3 separate regions of the Homo sapiens genome follow, and all the other regions are linked to region 2. Evidence: chromatin loops called from intact Hi-C (ENCODE). Cell type or tissue: PC-9. All regions are shown on one strand.

Region 1 (8,000 bases), 72 kb before region 2:
GAGGGATAGCATTAGGAGAATACCTAATGTAAATGATGAGTTGATGGATGCAGAAAAGCAACATGGCACATGTATACCTATGTAACAAACCTGCATGTTGTGCACATGCACCCTAGAACTTAAAGTATAATAAAAAAAAAAAAAAGAAAGAAAAAAAAAGTTTCTTTTTTTTTGAGACGGAGTTTCACTCTCATTGCCCAGGCTAGAATGCAATGGCGCCATCTCAGCTCACTGCAACCTCTGTCTCCCAGGTTCATGCCATTCACCTGCCTCAGCTTCCCGAGTAACTGGAATTACAGGCATGTGCCAATACGCCCAGCTAATTTTGTATTTTTAGTAGAGGGGGGTAATTAGCTTATTTTTTGTATATAATGAAGTGTCTGCAGACAGCCACACCCTGGGCTGGTATAATGAGGGGTTTTTTGTAGTCATTAGAGACCCAGACTCCTTATATCTTTGCCTCCACCACGCTAGTATGTGTTCTTGCCCTCATGGTCATATCTCACCTTCCTTCCTGGCTAGATGAGGAGAAAGACTGGAGAGTGAGAAAGACATTGACCATTGCTTCTTGACCTTTTGTCTGAGATCAAATGTAGCACCTGCTCTTACCAGCTTAATACCTGATATGTCCTCTATCTATCTTAAAAGTCAGCCACTTTAAGGATCTTTCTGGGAAGCCCCATCTAATAGCTCAGATATCATGAGCTAAAACCTTGCCACATGAACATTTGTAACTGCAAGGGAGTCTGAGAAGCATAGGACTATTGCTGATTCCAGGCAAATTAGGGTTCTGTTAGTAAGGTAGAGGGGAAGAATGGATATTGGGTAAATTAGCTTGAAATCTCTGGGGGTTGAGAAACAGTTTTTGGTGTCAATGTAAACACAGATAGAACCAGCATTACTTATATCACAGAGCAGTCCTTGCTTATAAGGTGATGAACCAGAATATGCTTAATATTAATGGGTTCTTATCAAAATAAAAACAAAACAATTGAATTTTTAGTGAAAGCATAAGGGCTCCAGAGAAGCTATCTCTTACTCTGTTGAGAAACACTAAGCTGAACAAATGTTCCTTGTTGTTTGTATTTTTATTTCTAAGACAACAACTTGAGGGCTGAGCCATTTGGTATAGTAAGAAGAACAGGGCTCTTGAGTTAGAAACATCTGGATTTAAAAATTGGCCACACTGTTTAGCTATGCTTTGGGCACACTGCATAACTTAGCTAGGCCTCAATTTCCTCCTCTGTACAAGAGAAGTAGTACCTGCCTTACAGGGTTATTGGGAGGACTTAAGAAGGCAGCAGGTGTAAACACTTGCCTGTGTGTTTGCTTCTCTCCTTCACAACTCACACTGCAGTGACACAGCCCTGTCTCATGCACCAGCAAAGAACAAGTCCTCATTTTTTTCTTGGCAAAATTAAACAGCTGTCCAGCTGTATTTTCCCCACATTTCTCATGCTGAGAATTTTTCCCAAGAGAATTTTCCTACTTAGAGATCATCTATTCAGCACACACACACAAACACACACATAAATTATGATGTGGGGCAGAGGTAGCAAAACAAACAAAACCCACTGAAGATAAAATTAACACATGGAGAACAAAATTCTAAAAATACTCTTATTTTTGTACCCAAAGTTTTGTAATCTTCCTAACAGCTAATCTTTTTACAGAATCAGAGAGATTATGTACTTGGCACATTAAGAAAGGTAGGTGCCTTGTCAAGTGCTTGTGAAAGCAGGTGTGCAGGTGAGTTGGCTGGCATGAACCCCAGGTCATCCATTACTTGCCCGTTTATTCATACATCAGTGTGACTAAGCCAGCGTGGAGCCTCTTCCATCCACTTTCTCCCCGAAGCACAAATACAGGTTAAAACAGGGGACTGTTCAAATGGGTGGACTATGATAGACTTACAACTCTTAAGTGGTTTGCAACTTTAGTAGCTTTTAAAAGTCTCTGTTAAACACTGACTGAACAAAATCCTTATTTCTGCAAGAAGGCGATGTATCCCAAAGAAGGACTCTGAAGCAAAATTGTGAAATCTGTCAACTGAAATGTAGAACTAATATTTATTATCTATGTTTATTCTCTACAAAGTAACAAAATTGTAATAATGACAATCTTGATAACACATAGCATTTAGTTTACATAATTAAGAGACAAGTGCAGGCTGGCAAAACTGATACAATACTTTAGGGCACAATGTTACAGTGTGGTTTTCCAGTCACTCCTTTTCAATGATTGATTTTTTTCCCTATCCCATGACCTACCTGACCGCTATGATACTTATCTGCCCATTTTTCTCCTCCTCTGTGAAAAGGGGAAAAGAAAGATGGTGCATGCCTCCACTCCAGAGCAGGTCTTACAGGCACCACGCGAGTGGAGGGCCCTGCTCAGGAAGCCCCGCAGCTTCTCCAGTGTGAGCAGCAGCCCTGCCTGCCAAGACTGAACAGCTGTCAGGATTTCTACAGCTGTGGCTGCTGCTGTTCCCCAGAACTCGCCTTCAGCTCCCAGATTGAGAAATCCTCTCTGTCCTTTGGTGCCCTCCACAGCTAATGGCAGTTAACTTCTAATATTGGGTTTGTGCAAAGTTTCTCCAATCCTGAAAGCTGCCACATTTCACGCTTGAATTACAAGTCAATTAAGAGCAAAACAAAACAAAAACCTATTCTTTCTTGTCTTGAGTCATTCTATATTATAATTACCATGTTGTTGCCTTTCCTCTCTCTTCCTAACCCAAATCATGAAGCACAGGAGAAGTCCTGTTACCTGCCACATACAGACCAAAGAAGAACCCATTCTAACACAGCTTTGCCTACTGCTCAAAGAATTCACAGTAGCAATGTTGATCTGCTTATAATAAAAAATTCTGCTTTCTCTACTGACCAGATAGTGGGTATTCCACAACACAAAAGCAGCTGCTTAGATGTGTATTTGGGGTTGTTGGAATATTTTCCCATTCGTATAACATGCAGCTTCAAAACACAATTGATTGCTTAGTTGTCCTATTAGGAATACAATTGGCCAGGCGCGGTGGCTCACGCCTGTAATCCAGTACTTTGGGAGGCCGAGGCGGGTGGATCACCTGAGGTCAGGAGTTTGACACTAGCCTGGCCAACTTGGTGAAACTCCATCTGTACTAAAAATACAAAAATTAGCTGGGTGTGGGTGGCAGGCACCTCTAGTCCCAGCTACTCGGGACGCTGAGGCAGGAGAATTGCTCGAACCTGGGAGGCGGAGGTTGCAGTGAGCCGAGATCGCTCCACTGCATTCCAGCCTGGGTGACAGAGCGAGACTCCCTCTCAAAAAAAAAAAAAAAAAAGGAGTACAATTAAGCTGGTAGAGCTGATATTTATAAGAGAAAGCCATGGCTATGGAAGGGGAGAGGAAAGGAGAGCTGAACAACAGTTGGGTCTTTCGTTTACTCATACAAGTGTTTACTAAGCATGCAGGAGTTCAAGGTGAGGAGCTGGGTGTTTTGCACTTAGGCCCCACCCTCAAAAAGCACACCCTCTGTCTAGAGAGAAAGACACACTGTGGATGACAATTTACAGGTGTGAAAAGGACTACAGAGAGTGTTCTGAGGTTGCTGATCAGCAAGGTGAGGGAGGCCTAAGTCTTACAGTGTCTTTGGAAGACTTTCAATTAAACTCACTTACTCATTAAAGTACTTCTAAAGGTTTTAATTTGCTTACAACCTCCTTGTGTGTGTGAGTGTGTCACAGCCGCTGTGATTCTCATGAGAGGTAAACCCATGCCTCTGGATTCTAGAGCCGATGCTTTCCTCAGACACTAGGGGTCAGCAGCTTCCAAGAGTTGTGAGTCAGGCTAGGAGCCCCAGTTCCTTGGGTGCTGCTAGGAGTGGGTTGGAGCTGATTCTCAGAACAGCAGGAGTCTAATAGGCACTGTAGTTGCTCTTCCAACACCACTCTCCTTCTTTTAGTAACTACCTTAACTTTTATTTGAGCACCTTCAATTCCTCCTGCAAAGCCCAGGTGCTTGGGGGAAGTTGATCAGGTGGTAGGGCTTGTGGCTCATTATCCCATCCCCTGGCTCCACTTACGGGTTCAAGGATAAACACCACACCCTATTTGGGCCAATGAGATTGAGGAGAAATCTGCTGAGGATGACTGGGAAAATAGTTCCTGGCTCTTTTGAGAGAGTTCTTGGAAGTGACCATTTCTTTTTCTCCCTCTCCCTAGACAGTGATGAATAAACTCAAAGGAAAGGAAAATCATTTGGCAACCGGAAGGTGTGGGAGGATAGCTGTAAATGAAACTGACGGCAAAAAACAGAGCAGAGAAGTTTAAAGAAAAAAAATAACAGCATTCCTGGTGATGCCCCATTGGGCCAATGAAACAAACACATTCTGAAGCCTTTCCTAACCAGGAGCCAACCAATCTCATCACTGTGAAGCCAGGTTAGTTTGGTTTTCCATGATTTTCATCTGACTGAAGGCATCTCAAGTATACACCGAGGGGACAAAGGCAAGCTTTGGAAAATGTGGTAGCAAGTGATCTGCAAGCTACTATTTAATAAACTTTATGCCAGCTCACCCTACCCTGCAGACATCACAGCAGCAAATAAATGAGAGGGAGGGGACCCAGAATGCTTAACTGGGGAAGAAAAACTGAGGAAGACATTGTATACTCATGGCCTGCCTCTTTTCCAGTTGGCTGAGAAGCCCTTTTTATTAATTTGTTCCATTTCCTTACCATGTCCTTAGCAGTGGAGATATATTTTTTGGAAATGTATTGATCACAATTATATTTCCTTACACTGGGAGGACAAGGAGGCTCCCTGCAACAGACCTTTGAAAGTAATGAACTGACAGAGAGAACAGGCCTCCAGTTCCAGCTCTCTGCTACCAATCTCCCTCACCTGCTCAGCCCAAATCAGTCTCTAAATACTCAGAGCTCTAAAAGAGTGGGATTTCCTATAGTTCATTGTGGGGTTTTACCTCTAACTCAGTAAAGAATCACTGAGAGGGTGAAGGGAGCCCTATTACAACTGCAGGGACCAGGGAAAGTTGACTTGACCTCTCTGCTTTCCTTAGGTCATTATACAAAAAAGAAACATCAAAAGGGTCATTGTACTATTTTTCAAAGGTGTGAGGCCATCGTGATGCAGGGTATGGATTTGGGAGTCCAACAGATCTAAGTTTAAATCTTGGCACATCTCCTTACTAGTTGTGTGACTTTGTTTCTGAGCTTCTAAATCTGTAAAATGGGAATGGATAAAGCCTACCATTCAGGCTGCTCTGAAGCTTAAGTGAAATATACATGTAATTGGTTTGGCATTTAAAAAATTGTTGCTAGAATTATTATTTCAGTATTCCCCTGGACGAAGGAACGCTGTGACAGAAGAAAACAGAGAAGTAGCCAGGTCCCTAAACATTCCCAATGTATACATACACTTCCCTGGGTGCATGCCAATGAAAGCAGCACAAGAACTTTGAAATTCAACCCCCACATGCAGGGTCTGTATCTACGTTAGAGAGTTCAGACTTTCTAATGGAAGTCACAAGCTTCTGAAGTAACTGCAGGTTTGGACTTAGTGCATGATCTAATTCCTTAGGTAGGTCTTATTTGTAGTGAAGCAGTGTGCAAAGGAGCTGCTCAAAAAAATAAAGGATATGGTTATCTTTGCCTTTCTTTTTAAAGATGTGGGCTCCTAACAATTTTTATCATTCACTGAAAAACAGGTGCTCAGAGTTAAAGTTTAGGACTTACACCCACACGTCTGTTCTAGAATTCCTATCCTAGGCAAAGGACTTGGTAGGTATTCTGGAATAGAGGCTGGAATGGAAGTAATCTTTCTATGTTGCATGGTTAACTCGTTTTCATTGATTCTTTCTATGGGATACTTTATTAGTCTTTCCCCAATATATTTTCTCCTTTTTCCTTATTGATAGAACTCCCCCTGCCCTTTGCAACACACACACACACACACATACACACCTTTTAGCTGGGCATATGGATGCTTAGGATAAGAATACATTCTCCAGCCTCTCTTGCAGCATGTGTGTGAGGTCACAACCATGTGACTAAATTCCGGCTAACTGAATTTAAGCAGAGGTGTCACGTGTGACTTCTGGGAAGTGTCCTTAAAGGAAAGGAGATGTGTTCTTCTTCTTCCCTTTCTCCTTCCTACAGTCAATTACAACACAATAGCAGGTCTTTAAGGAGCCAACTTGGACCATGAGGCAGAAAGCCATGTATTGAGGATGAGCAGGATTGAAAAAAGAAAAAACCTTCAGTCATCTTGAACCTGCCTTAAGACTCCTGACCTCCACACTTCTTTTACATGCATGAGAAATAAGCTACTATCCTTTCTGAAGTCCTAGCATTTTAGATTTTCTGTCACTTACACCTAAACCTAATCCAAACTGATACTTTGCTATATCCACTGTTTATGTTTTCTCTATTCATCATCACGACAAGCCACTTACAAATGGAGTATGGATTCATCAGTCATTCCCATCATACTCCCAAAATCCCACTCACAACCTCCAGAATGAATTCCACCCACAGTATAACATCAGAAAGGTCACCTCTCAGACATGGAAAGAAATAGAATTCTTTTTTTTAAAATCAGGCACAAAACCCTTTTGTTTATTTTACAGAAAACCCTATCTATTGAAGATGACTGCTTTCTTCTACTGTAGCTGGCAATTTTATGAAATGAAGAAAATTTGCTCTAGTTGCAAGTGACACACACCTCTTAAATGTCTGCTATCAATTAAAAGTAAAATACTGGTTACTTGCAACTATCAATTAGATACAATGCACTCCAGGAGATCAGGAGCCTTGGCATTCAGACATAGGAGCATTTTTTTGGCTTTGCCATTTACTTGCAATGTGACCTTGGTAAGTGACTTAACCTCTTTTTCAGTTTCTTTATCTATAAAATGAAACCTCATACAGTACCTGCCAAAAAATAAAAATAAATAAATAAGCTAATATGGACAATGCACCCAGCACATAAAGGTGTTACAATAACAAAAGGCCCTCTTTGTTCTTTTGTTTTTTATTGGTATAAATGAAAGGTTATGGATTTTAAGTCCATAGACCTGTGATTTAATAAGGTTTAGTCTCTAAAATTGACTAATTTTATAACCATGGTGGCCTTAACTTCCTTAAGACTTAGTTTCTTCAACTGTCAATCACACTTATAATGACAATAGTGATATTATTAATTGTAGCAATAACAACTGTAAACACATTGTATGGTTAGCAGGTGCTGTGGGCTGCATCAAGTTCTTTTGTTTTTATGATTTCATTAAAATCTGAGTTTTTTTCCTACCTCGTGCAGATGTTTTTAAGGATATAAATAGAAAGAAAAAGTGATTATAAGGATACTGTGTGTACCAGAATTTTAAAAAATTGTAAGGTATATAGAAATATAGAATTTTTATTGAATAAATAACTCCCTTTAAAAGAAGATACTCTGATTTTTAGAAAGTGAAAGATTTTGATTATAACAGGAGGTTAATTTTTTTTCCTTTTCAAAACTTGTACTTAATTTAAGAAGTAATGTAAAATTTTATTATGCCAAAACAGAGGCACACACTTATGGAACTGCTTACCATAAAAGTGATAACAAAATGTCCATGCAGAATAGACTGGTTTTCTCTCTTTTCTACTTTAAATAGTCTTCATCATTTGATTCAGGAAAAAGTATCTGATAATTCCCAAGAAAAGTATATTATGTACTCATATATACTGGGTGTAAGTATGGATTTAATGCATCTGCATGTACTTTCTTTCTTTTACTTACAAACAAATGTTTATGTTCTAGAACACAGGTTTGTAAATTGACTAGACATCAGAAATTTCTCCCCTTAGAGAAACAACATTTATAACCATATCTTACTTACAGTAACTGTTACCATCCCCAACTGAAAATTCTTCCTGATATAAAATACTTGTATACAGAAACTTACTTTTGTATATAGCTTTTCCATAAATTCAAGAAAATTTTGGCTAAATTTGAGTCAC
Region 2 (8,000 bases):
TGTGTTTTAACAAAGCTTCCAGGTAATTCTGATGTATGCTTTCTAGTTTGGGAGCCACTGCATCAGAGGGGCAAGCAGGAGTGGATAATAGAAGTGATAAAGTCAGGGGAGAAGGATGTCTACTCACCTGATGATTAATCAGGCCGAAAACAAGGAAGTGTTGCCCCTCACAGAGGCTATGACCATATCATCACTCCCCACTTTAGTGGAAATTTCCCATAGACAGGATATCAATTTGCCATAAACACAAAGGACAGACCCAGAGCACACTAAAAGAATGTGGTCTTTGGCCGGGCGTGGTGGCTCACGCCTGTAATCCCAGCACTTTGGGAGGCCGAGGTGGGCGGATCATGAGGTCAGGAGATAGAGACCATCCTGGCTAACATGGTGAAACCCCGTCTCTACTAAAAATACAAAAAATTAGCCGGGCGTGGTGGCGGGTGCCTGTAGTCCCAGCTACTCAGGAGACTGAGGCAGGAGAATGGCGTGAACCCGGGAGGCGGAGCTTGCAGTGAGCTGAGATCGCGCCACTGCACTTCAGCCTGGGCGACAGAGCGAGACTCCGTCTCAAAAAAAAAAAAAAAAGAATATGGGCTTGTATTACAAGGGTAGGTGTGGGGAGAACGTCCCCAGTGCAGCCCCGGTGCAGGCATGCAGTAGACTGAACTTCAGTCTCTCTCCCTTGGAAGGGTAGGTAGCCATGGTTCCTGATTGTTTCAAGTGCAGCTTTGAATGAAGGCAAGAAGCTGGTGTAGACTTGTTCAAGCTTCCCCAGCTTGGTGGTTTCATGAATGAATTACATCTGAAAAGCTTAAGGAGAATAGTTGGGGAGTTGGGGAAGAAGGGAGTCAAAGATGTATCAAGAGATTCAACTGCACTAGGATCTCTCATTTCAATCTGTTTAATGCTTTCCCCCATTCTAACTCCTTCTGCCAGTGTACCAGACACAGAAACACTTGCCTTGGGGTAAAAAGTTAAAAAATATTTTTAAGGAACACAGCCAATCCAAAACTCTTTGAGAACCAGCAGCTTTTAAGCCACATCTGCATTTGTAGGCTGTTTCCACAGTTAACCCCTGTAGCAGGTCTATGGTTGCCTCAGCATCGACTTCTTTTTGATTCCACCTAATTAGAAACATAACTTACATTTTTATTAAACATTAAATTTACACATCCTTAGAAACATATCCATACTTGCAGATTGTTCTAAAGTGTGTAGACAAGATCTGGGGCCATTACCTTATTATTAAGGTACAAGACTTTGTTAGACTATTGGGCATTCAGATCCAACATAATTACTGAGCACCTGTCCTGGCACATTTCATGCTTTCCCTGAACCACGTGCATAAGTGTTATTATCATTCTCATTATGCAGGCCATAGATCGAGGCTCAGACACATGTAGGAACTAGCCCAGAGTTTCAAAGCTACTTTAAGTGGACAAGTGTGGACTCTCAACACGTCTCCTGACAGAGGCTGTGTTAATCCATGACTAGAAGATGGGCTATGTGTGTGACCTGCTCTTCGTTTAGTTAAAAATGGCATACTTGATTCCCAGCTTATGTATAGGCTGGGATGTGAACTTCCAGTGGAATATTTCTGTTGCTGAAATTTGTCACCACCTTTCTAAACTGGTGACAGAATTTTTTTGGGTCATACACAGACTCATTGCAAGTAAGGCAAACCTACTCTTAAAGTGACCTAAACAATGAAAGTGCTGAAAGTAAGGATAATCATGTTCTTGAAGACAGCTGTGTGAATGGGTTAGGAGTTTTATAGAAAAGTAGCAATTGGGGCCAGGTGTGGTGGCTCACGTCTGTAATCCCAGCACTTTGGGAGGCTGAGGCGGGCAGATCACCTGAGGTCAGGAGTTCAAGACCAGACTGGCCAACATGGTAAAATCCCCATCTCTACAAAAATACAAAAATTAGCCAGGCATGATGACGGGTGCCTGTAATCCCAGCTATTTGGGAGGCTGAGGCAGGAGAATCACTTGAACCCGGGAGGCAGAGGTTGCAGTGAGCTGAGATAACACCACTGCACTCCAGCCTGGGCGACAGAGCAAGACTCCATCTCAGAAAAAAAAAAAAAAGTAGCAATTGGTTATTTTTGAAATACTTGTAAGAGGTGCCTTATGAGAACCAAAAAAGTTCCTTTAAAAATGCTTTTTAAGCTTATTATTGGAATAGACCACCTTTATAGAGATTCTAAGATAACTTATTATTGTTCTTTAAGACTATGGAGTAATTTTATATTAAAAGAAAACAATCAACAATTCTTCACGTCTCTGAACACAAAATAAGTGGAAGTGGGTTTGCTTTAGGAAGAGCTTTCAAACAGTGAGACTGGTTGATGATTAGGAATGGGTTTCCCAGTGAGTTGGGCATCCTTCTGTGAAGGGAATGGGCACAGGGGATGAAGTAACTGTAGTCCTAAAGCTGAGCTACACAGCTGGTTTCCGTTTTCAAAACTTATTTCCTTTGCCAAGGAACAGTGTAATTTCCCAGGCAATAGAAAAAAAAAAAAAAAAAAAAAAGACAAGAAAAGAAATGAGAAATAGCATTTATGGAGCCTATGCCGAGTTCTGGGGTCTTCTGATCCTAATTAACATTCATTCTTTTTACAAATAAGAAAGCTAAAGTTTAGACTGGCTGAGTAATTTGCCTATGGTTATGGAAATAAATGAAGAAACTAGAAATTTAACTCAGATCTGCTCAATTCTAGGCTGGAAACTGAGGCACAGATAAAGTAAGTGGCTTGTGTGAAGTTGTAAGATCCATATGTGACTGAGGGCGGGGAGAGTCATTGAGTGAAATGTTTGGGAAGACACATCTTTTTTTTCGTTGGAAATACCTTGACTTATCTTATAAAAGATAACAGTATGGGCTGGGCACTGTGGCTCATACCTGTAATCCCAGCACTTTGGGAGGCCGAGGTGGGCGGATCATGAGGACAGGAGTTCGAGACCAGCCTGACCACATGGTAAAACCCCGTCTCTACTAAAAATACAAAAATTAGCTGGGCATGGTGGCACGTGTCTGTCATCCCAGCTACTCAGCAGGCTGAGGCAGGAGAATCGCTTGAACCTGGGAGGCGGAGGTTGAAGTGAGCCGAGATTGCGCCATTGCACTCCAGTCTGGGCGACAGAGCAAGACTCCCTCTCACAAAAAAAAAAAAAAAAAAAAAAAGTAAACAATAATAATAATAACAATATGGTACTTTTAGAGATTTTTCAGCTTTAAGGATAGAATTTTGTTTTTCTTTGTGCATCTATATTTGAAAGCAATGTATTTGACACTGCTTTCTGGATTTGCTTGGTACAAAATGAAGCAAAACTATACCCATGCACTCTGCTGTCTTCCACATTGTGAATGCATAAGTTAACTTTTTGCTTGGGACACCAATGTTTCTGAATGAGAAAGGTCCAAAGTAAAGCCCTTTGTGATTTTAGAGTCAAGAACAGATCTTTCTTTTCAGTAACCAATAATCACCACTTTGCCCATCCATCAGAAGTCGGAGGAGAAGAGAGGAACCCTTATACTAACAAATCCCTCGTGATAAAACAAAATCTTTTTTCATGAACATTCTGTCTTTAGAAAGCACTAACAAGTGGATAGAGCACTTGTTAGTTAATAATAAGAAGAATTCTTCAGTGACTACTCAGATGAATGAATATTTTTAAAAGGCATGGAGTATGTAAGGAATTTTAATCCAGCCTTCTTGTTCACTCCCCCACACAACTGTAGAGAAACCACTGCCTCTGAATGATGAATGGACCTTGACTCAACTAGGAGGAAAGAGGACCCCAAGCCCTGTAATTTAGCATCTCTTTTTTTAAATTCCTGGGTGGACTCCTTTTTTGGCTGTAGGCTCAGTTAAACGGCTTTGGATATTACGTAAAATGACCATCAAGTGTTTCTCCTTCTATACTACACCCATCTCTTTTCAAGCTCTCAGTAAAATCCCAACCCCAGCTGTATATACATCTCAATCTTAGAGAGAAACACATTTCTGCTAGGAAATCTTTAGCTATTAAAAAGTTTTATTAGTTAATTTCAAATTAATATTGTACCAGGCTCCAGACCATGGAGGAAAAAAATTCAAGAAGCTGAGTTAGTAAATGACGGAGCAGTAATTAGCTTAAATGAGATTTCTTCCAGCCCTTTGCTGGAAGAAAGATGACACAGAAAATCTGAGATGTTTCTGTGGATGACACAGAAAATCTGAGCTTAGAAAATCTCTCTTCTCTGCATGTGGTACTATGAGGATGCCAGAGATGCATTTCCACAATCATAGTCTTGTTTATTTATTTAGTCTCCTACTGCAGTGCTTCACACATGCACCCCCACCTCCTGCTCTGTGGCAGCCAAACCCTAATGGCTAACAAGCCAGGCTGCAAAAAGGGTTAAGGCTGCAGCCTTCCAGGCCTATAGACATTCCAAACATTCATGTACTTTCTCCTCTGCAGTCTGGTCCTGTAGCTCCAGCTCCTGGAAAGCCTTCAGCACTTGCAGAAGCAGTATTTCCTACCAGCTATGTTTGGTTTTAACTTGCGGTTCACCAGGTTATATAGCTCAAGAGTCTAAACTTATCCCTCCACGGTCTTATCTATAATTTGTCCCTCTTCCCCAGCTGAATTTGTTTCCCCTGCCCTGCCCTGCCCTGGAAATGCCTCAGGGCCTTCTGTAACCTTGCTGCCTTCTCCCCACAGGAAGTTAGATGCATCCTCACTGGCTGCATTACTGCACATTTCCCTTGTAACCTTGTTTTTTCCTTCAACTCAAACTTCTCCAAACAGCACCATCTCTGCTGACCCTGAAATTCTCTAGCCCTTTCATACCAGTCTTTCTAACCCGCCATGAGAACGATTATAGAGGGCAAATTGCGGAGAGAAGGTTTGGGAACTCACCTGCACAGCAGCAAGGATCAGACACAGGATGGGGCTGCCCGCAAACTTCCCAGGGACTGTCTGCAGCCAAATCTCTTGGCCTTAAAGGGACAGGGCACTTTTCACCATATAAGGAAGACAATTTCACTTGACTGCTTTGGAACCTGTTTGGGCAAGAAGCAGCTCCTCTTGACATTGCCTGCCAGGCTTCAGCCTTTTGAGGAAATTTGGAGCCTGACAATTCACAAGTTTCTGCACATAGTAGGCAATTTAATAATTCCTAAATAAGGGGCCAGGCGTGGTGGCTCACGCCTGTAATTCCAGCACTTTGGGAGGCCAAGGCAGGTGGATCACCTGAGTTCAGGAGTTCGGGACCAGCCTGGCCAACATGGTGAAACCCAGTACCCAGTCTCTACTAAAAATACAAAAATTAGCCAGGTGTGTTGGCGGCCTCCCAGCTACTCAGGAGGCTGAGACAGGAGAATGCTTGAACCTAGAGGCAGAGGTTGCAATGAGCCAAGATTGTGCCATTGCACTCCAGCCTCGGCAGCAGAAAAAAAAAAAATTCCTGGATAAGGCACAAGAAAGATATTTGGTGGGCTAATTTTAAAGGCCAGAAAACCCTTTATGTGGGACTTATTCTCTTACAAAAATGGTTTCTGGCAACTGTGAAGTCTTCCTCAATTATATGAAAGGGCTTCTGCTTCTATTTCAGGTTTGGCTTCCTTGAGACAGAGGATCTTGCTCGCCTCAAAGAGGAGGGCAGTTTGCCCCCTTCCTCCTGACTCCAAGACAAAAGAGAGAAGACTGAAGAGTGGTAAAGCTTGTGGTGTGAGATTTGGATTGTTGTAAGACACATTTGCGCTGCATCCTGAAAACAGTGAAGTGGAGATGATTTTGCTCTTTCAGCAGATAGAGAGCCCTTCCGAAACAGATAAACACGCACAGTCCTCAGTGGAGGCCCTCTACCGGCCTCGTCTACTCCTGAGCACACCTCTTGGACTCCCTTGGCTAAAGCCCACAGCTGAAGCTTGAGGGTTCCTTTTACCTTCCAGCTGGCAGGGACGAGGATGTGCTTTAGCAAGAGCAAAGATTTTCTACTGATAATATTCAAATGCAAAGCTGTCCTGTTGATTTGGGGGTGGATTAAAAGTAATTATAAAATGTTAGATTCTAAGAAGAGAGTAGAGCCTAATTTGGTCATCACTTTTGTGGTAACATACTTCTTTCTTTGCTGCTAACTGGATATTGTCTTTGAAAATGCTTTGACGTCTGCCAGGTGGCTCCAGCCAGCACCTACTCTTTTTTGCTTAGCTTACTATGCCTAATATCCAGTGTCTGAATCACAGATTTGGGATCTTTTAAAAACGGAATTTGGCGCTTGATTATAGAGTCTCATACTATCTTCACATCTTACTTTCTTGCATAAATTTTGAGTTTTAAGGACAAAGGCCACTCCATATTCCTCCTACTCTGATTAACTCCCAGCATGGAACAAGCATGTAGTAGAGTGGGAAATCTTTGTTGGATTTAATCAACTGAATGGAACCCTGGGTTTTTGTATGATGTCTAGATAGTTTTATGAATAAAATAGGTGTTTACTAAATAATTGTTTAGTAAATGGCTAACCCATCCCAGCCTCACTGGGAAAGAGAGGGAAAGGGGAGCTCCTCTCCCTTTTGCTGTGGTCAAATAAATACATGATTTATTTGCTTTACTCTCTCTTTTATATCAACTAGTAATTTTCATATCATTAAATTTTCTTTAAGGGAAGAGGTCAAAGGAATATCTTTAAAAGGTAATTATTGTGATTACTCTTTGATCCAGCAATCTAATTTCTAGGAATTTAATCTAATGAAATAATTAAAAAGAGGCAAAACATTATATTAATAGAGCTACTCATTGCATTACTATCTATAACAGCCATAACAAGAAATGACTTAAAGTTTCTAAGGTTATTTCATACAGTAATAATAATAGCTCATGCTGATTGATTGCTCATCATGTACCAGGCACTGCTCTAAAAGCTTTATGCAGATTAACCCACTTAATCTGTAATCTCACTTAATCTGTCTCAATTCTCATGTCAAACCTATGAGGTAAAAATGGTCATCATCCCCATTTTATAGGCCAGAAGACTAAGGCGCAGAGGTTAAAAAATTCCCATTTGGATTGAGGTATTTTGGCACCAGCATTTACAGTCTTAGCATCATTCTTTGCTCTCATTAGGACTTCCTGAACATTATAATAGGCACTAGGGACAGACAGATTTATGAAACAGAAAGGACTCCACTTCATATAGCCATTAAAGATAACAATTATGAAAACTATGTACAAATAAGGAAACATGCTAATTTATATGGACATACATATTTATAGATACATTATGATGCCATTTATTTCATATGGATAGATATAGTGTAGATATAAATTGTGATCTTTTTATTTAACAACATATCTTGGATATTATTCCATATCCAGGCCTGCAGATCTCCTTTACTTTTTAAATGGCAGAATACAAGGCTGTCTTCTGGGAATACACCACAATTTAACCAGTGTCTTATTGATGTACATTCAGACTGTTTCTAGTCTATTGCAGCTAAAATAGTTGCGTAATGAATATCTTTATTTGCCATATGTGATTTCAACAATAACCAAGAAATCTTATTTTTGTTGCTATTACATTCAATTAATCATTTGATTTAGGGAAAGTTGACTTCTTTATGATATTTAGTCTTTTTATCTAAACACAGGGAATGCCATTTCATTTTATCAAGATTCAGTTACATATATTCTGCATGTTTATTGTTATTTTTATTCTAATGTATTTTATTATTCTAGAAGCCATTTTAAATGGGAACTTTTTCATTATGTTTTCTAACTTGTTTTTATACAGGAAAGTTATTGATTATTGCATTTAATAACCAGCTTTTGTACTGGATTATCTTATTGTTTCCAATAATTTTCTATGTGACTCTCTTTTAGCTATGCGATCATATCATCTGTAAATAATTATCACTTTGGCTCATCCTTTTCATTGTTTTATACATTTATTTCCTCTTATTTAATTGGGTAGTACTTAAACAATATTAGTTACATATGTTAAACAATGGC
Region 3 (8,000 bases), 120 kb after region 2:
TCAACAGTGTTTCTCATCACATAGCCTGCCGCTGATTTCCTTCCCATCATAGTGAGTAATAGATGACTCAGTCGGGATGTCAGAAAGGTGCTGGGCATTTGCTTACTTATAAAAGGCATGTTGAAATGTTATATTTTTAGATGCTTAACATATTTGTGCAAATACCAGAAAATACAAACTTAGAGCTACAATCCGACTGTCAGGCTAATTCCATGATTAGGTAGTTTAAGGGATGCCATGAGAAGAATAATTAAAACAATTTTTAAAAAAAGCCTGAAGCTATATTCAAGGAAAAGAAAAGGCTTTGCTCATGATCCTCCATGGTTCTGTTAGTTTTTCTGACATGGTCAACTGATCTCTACACCCAACAAGCCAAACACAGGCACCACATGCCCATGATCACACAGAATGTGCCCAGCACTGCACCAGGTGTGAGGACAGAACTGAGTGGGACCCAGTCCACAGCATCTGGTCTGCCTCCAATGGTGCCTTCTTACAATGTTCTGCAAAGTGTATTATTTCCCAAGAATTATAGGGTCAGTTCACTTGAAGAGTCTGGGCATGAAAAGAAAGAAGGGACATGGTTGCTATGTTACTTTACCAAACTTCTTTCCAGTCACCACAAAACTCGGATGAATGCCATTGTCTATTTCTTTATCCAGTTGAAATTGGGCTTTATGCATGTCATAGCTTCCAGATGAATCAAATCTTCAAAGGAACATGCCATTCCACAGAAGTATGCATGGCCTATCATGGAGTTCTTAGTGCCATTTTTCTTATCCTGTTTCCCATTTTCCATTTTGGACCAGAACAAAAGCTCTAATAAATATGCAACACTCAGTGGCATCAGAGATACATTTTAGTATTACAAAATTAGTAGGGCCTTGTCACACATTTTTTTATAGGGCCCTTCACATGAAGTGTTATGCTTCAAAATTAAATGAATCTCTTATATTCTGCAAGGCAGGGAGCAAGCACAGAGGGTAAGAACTCTGGGACAGTGACAGAGGCACTGGTCTATCTCCAGCTGATTCTGTGTTTCTACAGTGAATGACCTTAGAATGGGATGGGTCCTAGACTGAGTCAGTATACCTATCCATAAAATGAGATAAATGTATTTTCTACTCACCTAGGTACACTGTTGTTATGAAGGTAAATTTGATTTTATTAATGCTTTTACTACTTGGTAAAGAACTGCTTTATATACCATGGACTTCATGTTTTAGCATTCCCCCTTTCTAAGATTCTGTTTTGAAAATGATAAGGCAAATACCAAGCACTAGAAACCTCTAATATATGATGTTACACGAAGCACTGCCATTTGTTTTCTTTTTCTAGGCCAAATAAAACTAGAAAGCAAACCACAACAGTTCACTCATGCTGCAAACTTTTGGATTGCAGCCTAGATTAAAAACAATAACAACAAACAAAAAGTGTACAGTTTCCCCAGCTACAGAAATTTGTTTTATGGACTCCAATAAATTCTTGGCAAATAAATAGAAACAATCTGCAGCCTTTGTTTGGCAGAAGCCAAAGGTTATCCATTTACAGGGATGTTAAGACAGTTTTCCTCAAAAGAGATGGGTGCTGAGGTTTGAAAGGATTCTGGCTGGCAGTAGGAAAAAGCGTTTAAGCCCACTGATGCTGGTGGCTCAGTGGGGTTTCTCTTTCAGTGTCTGTTAATCCCTCTGTTTTCATAAGCAAGGGGGAACCAATGGCAATGGCTCCAGTTGCACTCCAGAGGTACAGGCTGTCAGGCATGCACGTCTGCAGCTGAAAGCACAGGGTTGGTGAGAAGCAATCTTTGGTGACACTGAAGATTTCTCTTTATTTCCAGGCATTACCAGAGAGGTTTATGAACCAGGCTGTTGAAGTGCTTCAGTCAGTTGCTCTTCATGGATGTTTTCTTTTTTTCTTTTCCATTAAAAAAGAGGAGAAAAGAAATACATTCACTTTTTAAAATCCAAAGATAAATGCTGATGGAAACTTTATTTTTTTGTATTTTCTTTCTTCTTTTTTAATTGAAGGGCTTTCCATGGTTGACTTGGTATAAATTTACAGCCCAGGCTACCAGCCCCGAAGTAAATCTACATACATATTTTATTGGAAGTCACCTTTAAAATTGCTGAAATGGTGCTGTTTACCCTGCCAAGGAATGCTGCAAAGGGAAAGAGAGGAAGAGTACTGAGGTGAGATGATGTGATTTATTTGGCCAATCAAAGGGGAAAACGGCCTAGGCCATGTGGCTTCCGGGATGCAATCAACAGCCCACCAGGAGCAGGCCCCCACACTCCCATCTCAAGCAGGACTCATGAAACAAGGGTTGCAGGTCAAAGGCTTATGGCCAGCACTCAGAGGGCTGGAGGACTTGCTGCCAGGGCCACAGTTTCCCCAACTCTATACGGAAAACAATGTTTCTGCTCCAGTGCTAACAAATGAGCAAGAACTGTGCACTGACAGTCTAAGTTTTGTTTCGTTTTGCATCTAAGAAGATGGAAAGTTGGTAGAAGGACTACTTCAAGAAAACAAAAGAGCAAGACGAATGCCACATACTTAATAGTCTCTTCATCATAGTTGAACACTTTGCACAAATTTTCTTCCGTAGATTTTCAGGGTTTCCAAGGAGCTTAATCACCCAGATCAGTTTCATAAACATAAATGTGTACATACATATGTTTTCTAAACAGTTCAGCATATGAAATAGACTCATTTCTTGTCTGTGTTCATCGTTGTTCATGCCTACAAAGGCTTTTAAATGAATAGTTTTGTAACTAAGCCAAATATACCTACCCAGCTTCTTTAAGGCCTTTCTGTAAAATTAGAAGTTAGAATTTGAGTGATAACATGGAACTGAAGAGTAAAACTTAAAAAACCTGGGAAATAGTATTTTCCTTCTCCATATAGAGCATCTCCAGTGCTTTGAGATCAGGTAGACCTCTGTTGGTCAAGTCACTTAACCACTCTGAGCCTCAGTTTCCCCATATTTAAGGTGGAAAGTACAGCATACCTACACAGGGTCATTTTGAAGATAAGATAGGATGCATAATGCAGATGTTGAGCCCAGTGAACATTCTGAGTTCACAACTTTTTGTGATATCTTGGAGCAAAACACTAAATTTTTTTTTCTGTTTTTCACATGTCCAAATTATGAGTTATTTTCTCCCTGTTCACACCCTGGATTATAATAAAGGTAAGGGGAAGGGTGAACTCTTGAAGTCATGAATGGGTATGTAGGGATGAAGGTCAAGTTTCCCCTCTGCCCGCTAAATGTTCATTGAAATGAACTGAAAGTAGACAGATCAATGGGAAGAAAATGCATAGAAAATTTATTGTTCATAAGCACGGGAGCTGTATAAAATATGAGACTCAAAGGCCTGGTGGTTGAAGCTTATATACCCTCTTCCTAGGGGGGGTAGTAAATGGTTTTCAGGAGAAATGAGTGAGCCTAAAGAATAATCATCTGGGACAAAGCTCTGAGCTCTGGGGAAGATGGTGGGAAGGTCAGGGCTGGAACTTGACTGTGAACAAAGATTGTTTTATTATGCAGATAAAATCTCCCAGGTAGTCTCTCAGAACTGCCCACAAAAGAAGAGATGAAAAGTCTATCTGAGTGTGATGAAGACTGTAAGTTTCTTCCTTTGTCTGGTGGTCAATCTTTCCTGGTTATTTAATGAGATTGTTAGGGAGGGAGTTTTAAGACAATTGCATTTCTCCTGGGAAAACTTTGCTTAATCAGATAAGGAAACTTCAGAAAAAGCTCCTTCTGGTTGCTTGCAGAAAGAAAGGGGATCGGAGAGACAGGGAGGCAGGGAAAGATCAGAAAGAGACCTTGGTTCTAAGGCTTATTTCTGAGGTCTTTAAATTCAAAACACTCAACATGCCAAAGCACCATACTCTGGGGTCTCTTTCTCTCTACCTCAACAGGTAGTTGTTAATGTTGCTTACCAGATATCTCTAGCTCTCTGTTTTCAGAGCACAGGAAAGAATTGTATTTTTTAGACCCTAGTGGTTGGATGGGACCACATGACATTTAATTGCTGGTACAAGAACCCAAAAGCATCAATGCTCTAACTCAGCATGTTGAGTAGAACTTTCTGTAATGGTGGAAATATTCCCCATCTATATTTTCCAGTAGAGTACCCATTGGCTACATGTGGCATTGAGCGCTTGCAATATGGCTAGGATAACTGAAAAATTAAATTTTTAATTTTATTGAATTTTAATTAAAATGTAAATGGCTACATGTGGCTAGGGACCACCATATTGGACAATGCAGATCTAGATGGCGGCTGTTCCAGATGGTGGCTGTTCCATTAGCCTGAATCCAGGAGTGAGGACAATGATGAGGTAAGGGAGAGCCTCAACCAACTTGCAAGGGACATGTTCCATGCATGAGAAACAAGCCTGTGTTGCTCTAATTTATTAAGGTTTTGGGGTTATTTGTGACCACAGCATGGCCTAGCCTAGGCTTTCTGATATACTATCTGAAGGAAGATATCACATTGACAGGAGTCTTCTATCAACCAATAATAAATGATTCCTCTTCTACGTGGCACTGTGTCTAGTCCTGGAGGTCCTGAAAGAAATCGTCCATGTCCCCAGCCCTCATATGGTTGATCATTTCCTTGGTAATTTCTGATATGGTTATGCTCTGTCAGAAGAGGAATAGGTCCTCTCCTCTTTCCCAGTTGGATGCAAGGGAAAGCCTCAGAATGCCATCTTGTGGCCAGGCGTGGTGGCTCATGCCAGTAATCCCAGCATTTTGGGAGGCCGAGGCAGGCGGATCACTTGAGGTCAGGAGTTCAAGACCAGCCTGGCCAACGTGGTGAAGCCCCGTCTCTACTAAAAATACAAAAAAAATTAGTTGGGCATGGTGGCACATGCCTGTAATCCCAACTACTCAGGAGGCTGAGGCAGGGGAACAAAAAACAAAACAAAACAAAAATGCTATCTTGCCCCAGAGCTTGTAAGCCCCAAACTCTACTCATAGTATTCCAGGTCAGCTCTCAGGAAAGCAGAATGTGCACTTGGCTCTCTGAGAGGACTTGTCCCCCACATTCCCATCACTGAGACTGGGAAAAGAGAAGCAACTCTAGGTTTGAAGGAGTAGGGGATGGGGTGCAGGCCTCAGATAGACTCTCTGGAGCCACAGGGCAACTGTACAGGGCACAGAGAAAGCTACATCCTAGTAAAATTAGGCACTGCTGATCATCAAGCGACCTCTCTGGATAGACAAATATGTTTTGATTTTTCCAGCACATGTACATTGAAAGCATTCATTTTGACATAGTTCTCTGTTCTTTCAAATCAATTTTTGTAATCAAATTTTCTTTCTTTGTAAATAGTACTGTCATTCACCCAAATTAGAAATCTGGGAGTCATTCTAGACTCATCGTTTCTGCATCTCCCACATTCTATTCAGTTCTGTCAGGTGAACCTTATTCCTCTTCACCCCCACACCATCTGCCAAGGTCATGACATGCTGCATGTGCTAAGCAGTTTGTACTCACACAAAGGAGCCTGGCTGAGGCAGGTAAGGGTCATCTTCAAGCCAATGGGACTTCTCAGTCCAAGGTGAGGAGGGAGGTGCCTTTTTCTAAATCCCATAAAGGTGCCAGGTAGGCCAACTGTAGCTCTCTCAATTGACTTAGTATACGCTCAACGTCTTTCACTCTAACGAAACAGTCTCCTAATCAGCCACCTGGCTGTCTTTTCCTCTACTGTTCAAGTTACAACCAGAGTGATAATTCATAAACACAAATCTGATATTAGCACTCTCCACTCTCTTGCTTAAAATCCCAAATTGCTTCCCACTCCCGTCAGAAAGTACAAACTTGTTTAAGTGTGGCCTCCAGGGCTTGGTTACCTGTCCAGCTCTTCCCTCTTCCTCACAACACTGAACATGATCTGAATGCCTTGTAGAACCCTGAACGGGACCTGTGGTTTTGGGTCTAGATATTTGTCCCTCTGTACCTTCTTCCTGGAATGCCCTTACCTCTACCCCGTTCTTGGGCTGGCTGCCTTGAAACTTTTCTTTTGAGAGTTAACCAAAGCATTGTACCTTTGAGGAAACTTTTCCTGACCACCACCAAGGAGAATTTATTCTTTCTCTTTCACATCCTCACTGAACCTACTATCACGGCACCTGTGCATTTTTAATTCTCATGTTTGTCTTCCTGTCCGAATCTCCTGGCTGTCCTGTGACCTCCTTGAGGACAGTCTGTCATGCCTTATTTCACTTCGTGTCCCTTGCACGCACCTAGCACAGTGCCTGGCTGATAGCAGGCTCTTCTTAAATATCCATTAAATAAACGAACAAAAGTCGATTCCATTTTATTTTTAGGGATCAAGTGCATAGTTTTCCAGTGAAAGTTAACAGAAATCAAAGTTATTTTAAATTTAAGCTTCCTTCTCACCTTTTCATTTAAACACAGCGGTTTAAACTACGCAATTGCCTTTCTGAACATGGTCACTTTCACAGTCTTACCAGAATTGAGAAGGGTTGAGATAGGTTAGGGATGAAGAAAACATAACTGAGTATATTGGTGTTATTCCATCACTCCTCTCACTTGATCTTCCCAAAATGCAAATGGAAAAAATAACAGCACCGTGGTTAGGTTAAAGAGATAAGGCAGCTGTGACCCACACACGGGGTGAAAAAAAACAAGATAAGGACATTAACCTAGAATTCTTAAGGTACACTGAATTCTAAATGGCTATTGTAGTCAAAAAAGAAAGGGAAACTTTAAGATGAGAAAATAAAATCCATATTAGGACACAGTATAATTTTGCCAAAGAAATTATGGCCTTTAGATTTACAGTTGCAAAGGAGTTGCCTTCCACATTAAAGAGAAAATGTATGTCTAAAGCTCTCAATTGGTTGCTGTAGAAAATAAATTTAAATTTCTGTATGCAATCATTTTCTTCCCAAAACCCACACTATTCTGGGGAGGCTGAACTCCATAGGCTTTAGAACCACACTACTTATATTCAAATCCTAGATCTGACATTTCCTAGGTGACTTTAAGCAAGTTATAGGACCTCTCTGAACCCTAGATTCCTCATCTGTAAAGTGGAGATAATAATGGCACCTACCCCATAAGGTTTTAGTACAGGTTAAATACGTATGCGCTTAGAACAGCGAGTGTGTCAGTAAATGTTAATATACATTATTGTTATTAATTGAAGACTGTAATAATTTATATATGCCAAGGAACACAACCTCGATGATCTCTGAGACAAATGATTCTGAATGAAATCCAAGTTTTTGTTGGAATGCTTTGTTTTATGTAATCAAATATATACATAGATAAATGAGCAAAAATGATCACATCTGCATGTTAACTTCTTTTTGAGGACCTATAGTTCCTCTAGCCTGGGAATGGGAGGACTAGCCAGTAGCTATCTGAACCAAGATCACCATCCTTTCATAGTAGATCTTGTTGGCTTCTCTAGCCAGATGGTTTGCTGCACAACAGTGGCTTTTGAATGAGTGCCCTGCATATTTTGCTATGGGCTGTCAGGATGCATCTTAAGTTCAACCCGTAGGTCATAAAATCACCTTAACAGGAAATTGTAATTAGTGAAAATGCCTTCAAACAGGAATATTTTAAACAATGTTTGAAGTTTTAAGTGAGATCAGATATACATAACAAAATTAGAGAAAACAAATTTTGACAAAATAAATTCATAAACCTATTGATTATTTACTTGACTCAATTTTACATTGGTTGATTGTTTTTATATTGCCATAATGTGCTTTATTATCTTATGATTGCTCTGAATGAAGTGTCTACTTCAATATTGAAATATTCTGTCTGGCCAGTAACATAAGACATAAAAAAATCAGATTTTGAGGACTTAAACCTCAGACTCAATTATTCATATAGATTCAAGGGTGTCTCTCATATTCTATCTTGCAGAATTTCAAAAATGAAAAATGAAGATTTTTGTCTTGGTTTATACAGTAAATCAATTTTTTTGTTATTTATCAGAGTGAC

The links. Peaks named below come from ENCODE experiments on the same cell type or tissue, not always from the same donor. Only the 100,000 strongest peaks of a DNase experiment are listed, where the experiment ranks them.
Region 1: a loop joins it to region 2, with 5 times the contacts of the local background. A loop is called at or near these places in 7 of 110 quality-filtered maps.
Region 3: a loop joins it to region 2, with 6 times the contacts of the local background. A loop is called at or near these places in 23 of 110 quality-filtered maps.

What each region holds. Positions count from the first base shown.
Region 1 is chr3:159,801,131-159,809,130 of GRCh38, reverse strand. All of the region lies in intron 4 of IQCJ-SCHIP1 (IQCJ-SCHIP1 readthrough), which reads right to left. All of the region lies in intron 2 of SCHIP1 (schwannomin interacting protein 1), which reads right to left. It overlaps LOC101928351 (a long non-coding RNA gene), which reads left to right. Exons shown (of 4, transcript XR_007096144.1): 2 at 4,203-4,420; 3 at 6,626-6,869. It also overlaps the pseudogene RNU2-31P. Among named protein-coding and RNA genes, the nearest start is that of IQCJ-SCHIP1-AS1, 37 kb to the right of the region's middle. In PC-9, CTCF peaks have their summits at 3,621 and 3,822 (motif pointing right); a DNase peak (open chromatin) is centred at 3,830.
Region 2 is chr3:159,729,322-159,737,321 of GRCh38, reverse strand. The region is part of intron 4 of IQCJ-SCHIP1 (IQCJ-SCHIP1 readthrough); the gene reads right to left. All of the region lies in intron 1 of SCHIP1 (schwannomin interacting protein 1), which reads right to left. Among named protein-coding and RNA genes, the nearest start is that of IQCJ-SCHIP1-AS1, 35 kb to the left of the region's middle. In PC-9, no CTCF peak of the experiment used is centred here; DNase peaks (open chromatin) are centred at 3,741, 4,591 and 4,991; H3K4me3 peaks cover 912 bases.
Region 3 is chr3:159,613,126-159,621,125 of GRCh38, reverse strand. The region is part of intron 4 of IQCJ-SCHIP1 (IQCJ-SCHIP1 readthrough); the gene reads right to left. The region is part of intron 1 of SCHIP1 (schwannomin interacting protein 1); the gene reads right to left. Among named protein-coding and RNA genes, the nearest start is that of IQCJ-SCHIP1-AS1, 150 kb to the left of the region's middle. In PC-9, CTCF peaks have their summits at 4,536 and 4,736 (motif pointing left); DNase peaks (open chromatin) are centred at 85 and 1,415.